Regions from separate parts of the Homo sapiens genome. Here region 1 is linked to region 2. The links are chromatin contacts, found by Hi-C or POLR2A ChIA-PET in ENCODE. All regions are on one chromosome and are shown on one strand. The core of a region is the stretch at or near the end of the contact, and the rest is flanking DNA. Distances in the headings are between cores, read along the strand shown.

Region 1 (3,290 bases), core at 692-3,191, 44 kb before region 2:
GAAAAACCCACTGGGTGGTTATAAAAGCAGGCCAACTGGAGACAAGCCAAGTCCGTGACCTAGGAACTGTAGAATCCAGTTTTGGAAAGCACCCTAGGTATCTATTTTAACCATTACCCAATGCATAACTAAATGTACATGTAGAGATGGTTTATGAAGAGTCAATAACTATTATGATAGGCCCAGCTTATCTGTCTGTTATTTGATTCTCTTCCCTTAATGCTTAGTCCTTAATGTGGAGATTGTTTTACAGTTGTCAAAATCATCTTTCTCCTTTTCTTTTTTTCCTTCCTTCCTTCCTCTCTTTCTCCTTCTCTCTTTCCTGTTTCTCTTTCTTTTCCTTCCTTCCTTCCTCTTTCCACAAACATTTGTTGAGTGCACACTATATTGGTGTTGTGTAGGAAAATAACACATAGCTCTTGCCCTTAGGTGTTTATAGTTAATTACAGGGAAAACCATCTTTTAGTTTTTACTTTTTCAACATGTGGTGATTAAGTGCAGAAAGAGCAAGTAAAAATGTAAGATGAGGAGCTTAAATCTTCCTGTCGAAAATAAGGGAAGAAATTTCTCCACTCCTTTTTTCTCTTTCAGAATGTTTTCCCTGGCCGGGCGCGGTGGCTCACGCCTGTAATCCCAGCACTTTGGGAGGCCAAGGCCGGCGGATCACGAGGTCAGGAGATCGAGACCATCCTGGCTAACATGGTGAAACCCCATCTCTACTAAAAAATAAAAAAAATTAGCTGGGAGTGGTGGTGGGCGCCTGTAGTCCCAGCTACTGGGGAGGCTGAGGCAGGAGAATGGCGTGAACCCAGGAGGCGGAACTTACAGTGAGCCGGCGATTGCACCACTGCACCTCCAGCCTGGGCGGCAGAGCGAGACTGTCTCAAAAAAAAAAAAAAAAAAAGTTTTCCCTGTCCTTTTCTATGTATGTGAATCTTTTTAGTGGCTAAATAAGCCTCTGGGCTACCTCACAATCTGGAGTGTTTCTTCAAGGACCTGGACGTCCTCTCTTCCTTGATGTAATCATCAAGGAAGCTAAGGCTTTAGCTTCCGGTTTCCTAAGAGGAGAGGGGTGTAACTTCAGTTGTTGTCTGACTCCAAATTGCAAAGCCTAACTAATGGTAATGGGTTGTATCCCCTTAGCTATAAAAGAGTGAGAGTTCTTTCTGGTCTTTGCCATTTCTTTAGCAGATTGCCTGTAATGTGCATCACTTTCTGGTTTAATGCTTATTTAATAATAAAATAGTTTTCCTTTTACCTTTGTAGAAAGCTTTTCTGGGTTAGGAGGACATTTCGTTTTTAATTATATTTTCCCAGGAGTGCTCACTATGTGCCAGGCACTCTTCCAGGCACCAGAGATATAGCATTAAATAAGACAGAAGCTGCCCTCATGAGCTCATATTCTAGGACAGATAGACACTGAACAGTAAGAATAATATCTAAGGAAATCATGCAGGCAGCACATTAGAAGGCGGGGCGGGGGGGGGGTGGTAAGTGCAGTAAGCCATGTGTAAACAATCGAGTGTGATGAGCTGTGTAAAGAACAGTGGGAGTTTAAAGGAGAGAGAGGTAAGTTATCCTGGGGCAGTTGAGGACTTGATGTTTGAGCTGAATCTTGAAAGATGAATGGTTTTGAAAATAGCTCATTGCTTTAGGGGAGGAGTGGAGCTGGTATTCTAGGAAGTGGAAGATATTTGATCAAAGAAATATACATGACAGCAGAGTACATTAGGGGAAGTCTGCATAATCAGCATCTCATTTGATACCATCAACAACCAGAGGCAGAGATTTTTTTTCTTGTTCTTCCTTTTTCTCTCTTCTCCTGCTCCTTTCTCCTACTCTCTTGTAATGATTCATACTGTTGACACATATTGAGTTTACTATCAGCTAAAATCTTTAAACTTTTTCACACACATTGTTCCTGAGTCATAGCACCCTAATCTGTACTTGTTGGCATACGTTTTATTCTCGGTAACCTTGTAGGAGTTTGTGTGTGTGTGTGTTGTGTATTGAAGAAGAGTTGGAGAAGAGACCGAAGTAGTTAGGCTGAATAAAATAGAACTCTGGAAATGATGACAGGCATCTCCCATACTTAAAGGTCTATCATAGGAAGAGAAATCCATTCTTTTTTTTCTATGTGATTGTTAGAACTAGTGGGTGGTACTTTAGGGATATAGATTTCTACTCTATGCCAAGAAAAGCTTTTAGAAGTTGATTTCAGAATTGACCAGGTACATCTCTAAAGAAATCCCTTGGGGAGAGGGTGAGGTCTTGGAAAAAATACAGACTCCTGGGCCCCATCCTTGACTTACATCACAAATCTTGTTACCAGGGACCAGGAATTTGCATAACAGGCTCTCAAGGAAATCCCTAGGTACACTGAAATTTGAAAACTTCAAGAGAATTAACATACCTTTTCTTTGAGAGCCCTTTCAACCTGGGGAAACTTTGATCCTATGAGACCCTAGAAAGGGGAACCACAGAACATTCATTTTCTTTGGGGTGTGGTGAGTCTGATGACTGTGTAACTAGGATGATTATTGAGAACTGAAACTAAAGTCCTTAGCTCCCCAGTCAACTGAACAGGCTGCCTCTTGGCCAAGAGGACCCCAGAGAAACCTTTTAAAAACTGAGTTTCTGGCCATCACAGGACGAGAGGTCAGATGCACCTCTTTATCTTCCCTCCCTTTTGTGGTTTAGACACAACATCTGACCAGCATTAATGTTGAAATAGAGATCACGAGACTGTCAGAACAGACTCTTTGTTCACAATGAGATACCACATTATAAACAGGACCGAAGGCCATGTTAAGTCATGGACTCCTACAGTTAAAGAAGAAACTGTGTTCCAACTGCCACAAGGTTTTTCTTTTTCTCTAGCAGCTAAACACGCGCTGGCCTTGAGATAAGCAATATTAAACAATTGCAGCTCATCCACCAGCAGAGCTGACTAACTGAGGCCCCCTGCTCCACAAGCCAGAACTACAGCTTTGATTGAATAAAAGACTGGTTTCAGTATTTTTCTCCTGCTAAGAGACCACCCACAGATCGACTAGTTCCAGCCGAGTTACAGATGCTGTGCATTTGAGTGCCTTCCTTTCCCTGCTTCACCTTTTGACATATAGGGCTTACTTGTAATATATTTCAATGTTAAGTCTCCACCTAAGGGAAGCATGAGATGCATGTAACATGCATGTTTATTCAGTATGCATGCCATGTTCCCCCTTCATGAATATCTGGACGAAAGACTGCATAGCTCCTCCCGTAACCTGTTGAATATATACATATAT
Region 2 (3,088 bases), core at 315-2,814:
TTAACAAACCTGTGAGTATTGAAAAATGTAATTCATATAAAATGCTTCATTTGGGACTGGGCATGTCACACAAACATACGTTCAATGTTAAGGAGGAAATAGGAAGGAGTTAGCCATGCCATCTACTTCCTAGCTGACCATTTATATTTATTGTGTTAGTTTTCTGTGGCTGTTGTAACAAATTACTGCAAACTTTGTGGCTTAAAACAACAGAAATTTATTCCTCCACAGTTTTGGAGGCTGGAAGTCCCAAAATCGATTCCACTGGGCCAAAATTGAGATGTCAGCAGAGCTGTGCTCCCCTGGAAGCTCTGGAAGAGATCATGTTTGTGGCTGCACCATGCCAACGTTTGCCGCCATGCCTTTGTGTGTGTGTGTGTATGTATAAACTCTCCCTCTACTTTCCTCTTATAAGAATACACTTAGGCCCCAACAGATAATCCAGAATGATCTCTTATCTCAAGATCCGTAACTTAATCACATCTGCAAAGACCCTTTTCCTGATAAAGTAACATTTACAGGTTCTAGTGCTTAGGACCTGATATATCTGGAAGGCTATTATTCTGCCTACCACATCTGATCTCTCCTAGCCTCAGTTACCTTACCTGTAAGTTGGGAATAATAATACCTTCCTTACAGGTATTGTGAGGATTAATTCCATAACATATGTGAAAATGCCTCATTAATGTTAATATGTTATGCAAATAGTTGTTGAAAAAATCTTTGAAAATCTGTCGAGATGAATGTAACTGCAGTATGCATCCATGGCGAAGTAGAGCATACAGCCTACATTTTCTGAAATGGTGTTAGGATAATCTAATGTTGAAAATCACAATAAGCTGTCAGGTTTTGTTCACCATAAACATTACAGGTATACTCTTTGCTGGATACTCTTCTGAGGACTGAAGTTATAAGGATACAGAAGCCCTAATCTTGAGGACATTATATTCCATTTGGAGTAAAGAGGCACACAAAGTTTAAATACACTGTGATAAGTGGCGTGACAGAATATCCCCAAGAGTGTTGCGTCATGAAGTGGGGGTGGGGAGGGCTTGGACCATCACTGGGAAGTCCAGGAAGGACTTCTCATCTTTGTGGGTAGTGGCTTTGGAAAAAACTCAACTAGCCTGTAGATCTGGCCTGTCTCGGTTGCTTTGAGTCATAAGTTAAACAGATTGTTTCTATAACCCCTTTGGCTCTTGAACTTTGGAGTGGAATGGATGATGTTGTGGAACGGGATCAAAACATGGATATTTGCTACTTGACTCTTCTCCAAAGCCTGAAGGCCGCGGCGTTATATCAGGAGGATACTTTAATATAGCACAAAGAGTCCAGGAAGACCTCCTAATCCTTTTCTCCCACTTCCTAATTTTAAAAATGCCTGAATCTTTAGTAATCAAACCAAATAAATTATGAAATACCCATTGACAGATGGTGGGTTTGATGGAGCTGTCCCTGGAAATAGATTTGTAATTCTGTCCTGTTGATGGGAAAGAGGATGTCGATAGGTTTCTGATTCATTGTCATGCTTAGCAAGGGCTGCTGCCTTGTGGTTTCCTGTCAGGTCCTTGTTCAGCCTGCAGTGGGGTTAGACATGGGAATGTGTCATTCATACCTACGGGGAATAAATGTTGCTTTTTCCTCCAAATGTTTTGTTTCAGTACTCTAAGTAGTTATGATATAAGAGCTAACAACTGTAGTTTCCAGTTTCAAAGACGCTGATAAATTATGGGGATCCTATTTGGAAAGACAGGCCACATTTATCAGAAGATAACAATTTCCAGTAGCATATTCTAAGGTAGCAAATGAGTGGTGCAGACAAGGAGTTTTAAAGACATTTGAAAGAGAGTGGTGTTTGGAGAAGAGTCTATTGAAAAGGTGGGCCAAGACTCAGCTTTAGAATGATGGCAGTGGGGAGGCGGCTAGGAGGGCTTCCCAGAGACACAGGAAATGTGGCACTAGCAAGAGGCACAGACAAAAATGTGCTGATGCATCCTTGGGACAGGACTTACATCCATGTGTATAAAGTAGTATGTTTAGAGCCATACGATTGTAAAATATAAGTTTGAATAGGGAGGCTCAGTTCAGATTCATTTATTCATCAGTTATTTATTGAGAGTATACTATGTCCTGGCCTTGACACTAAGGCAAAGAAAGTTGTACTTTGCAATGTTGCAATAAAAAATGAAGAATATTTTTTGTATTGGACTAAATTATGGAAACTCCTGATTAGGGAAGATTCACATGGCTGCTTTGTATAGTGTATTAGTCTGTTCTCACGCTGCTAATAAAGATATACCTGAGACTGGGTAATTTATAAAGGAAAGAGGTTTAATTGACTCACAGTTACACATGGCTAGGGAGGCCTCACAATCATGGCTGAAGGCAAAAGAGGAGGAAAGTCATGTCTTACATGGTGGCAGGAAAGAGAGCTTGTGCAGGGGAATTCTCATTTATAAGACCATCAGATCTCGTGAGACTTATTCACTACCATGAGAACAGTATGGGGGAAACTGGCCCCATGATTTAATTATCTCCACCTGGCCCTGCCCTTGACATGTGGGGATTATTACAATTCAAAGTGAAATTTGGGTGGGGACACAGCCAAACCATATCATATAGTGTACATTAGGATGGGAAACTGTTAAACATGGAGAGATGAGTGAGAGAACAGATTGTAAGTGAGAGGTTTAGACAAGAGAGGTAGCAGAAGGAACAGGTGCAAGAGATGTTATTTGGGAAAAGTGGCTATTCTTCTGTGTTTTTGTGGTGCTTTAGAGTATGTTGTTTGCTTGCATGTCTATTTCCCCACTAGACTCTAAGTACCTAGAAGGCAAAGACCATACCTGATTTACTGTGTCTCTTAACCCCTAGTTTTGTGCCTGGTACATAAGTCCTCAGTAAATGTTTGTTGAGTTTCTGATTATTAAATACAAATTGGATGTGATAGATGATGGGGGAGAAAAGTTAAAAAAGACTCAAGTTGTGAAATCTAGAAATGGAAAGAGTATTCATTATCAATAGAAAAGGGATAGGCACAACAGAACTGCTACCGAATGAAGATATTATTTGGCTCTCATTGGTCAGG

The links. A loop is a pair of places that touch in the nucleus more often than their neighbours do. ChIA-PET counts read pairs that join two places held with the same protein, here RNA polymerase II (POLR2A). Pooled maps may share reads with other maps.
Region 1: a pooled map shows a loop between it and region 2 (2.1-fold over the local background). The contact joins two enhancer-like sites. A Hi-C loop is called at or near these places in 1 of 50 pooled maps. POLR2A ChIA-PET finds 5 or more read pairs at or near these places in 3 of 52 experiments (H1, OCI-LY7 and RWPE1).

The regions. Positions count from the first base shown.
Region 1 is chr13:42,875,647-42,878,936 of GRCh38, reverse strand. No RefSeq gene overlaps it. Among named protein-coding and RNA genes, the nearest start is that of LINC00428, 4.5 kb to the right of the region's middle. Within about 2 kb of position 1,941, at least 5 of the 41 ENCODE cell types and tissues checked have a DNase peak (open chromatin) inside an H3K27ac peak, as active enhancers do.
Region 2 is chr13:42,830,992-42,834,079 of GRCh38, reverse strand. No RefSeq gene overlaps it. Among named protein-coding and RNA genes, the nearest start is that of LINC01050, 20 kb to the right of the region's middle. Within about 2 kb of position 1,564, at least 3 of the 41 ENCODE cell types and tissues checked have a DNase peak (open chromatin) inside an H3K27ac peak, as active enhancers do.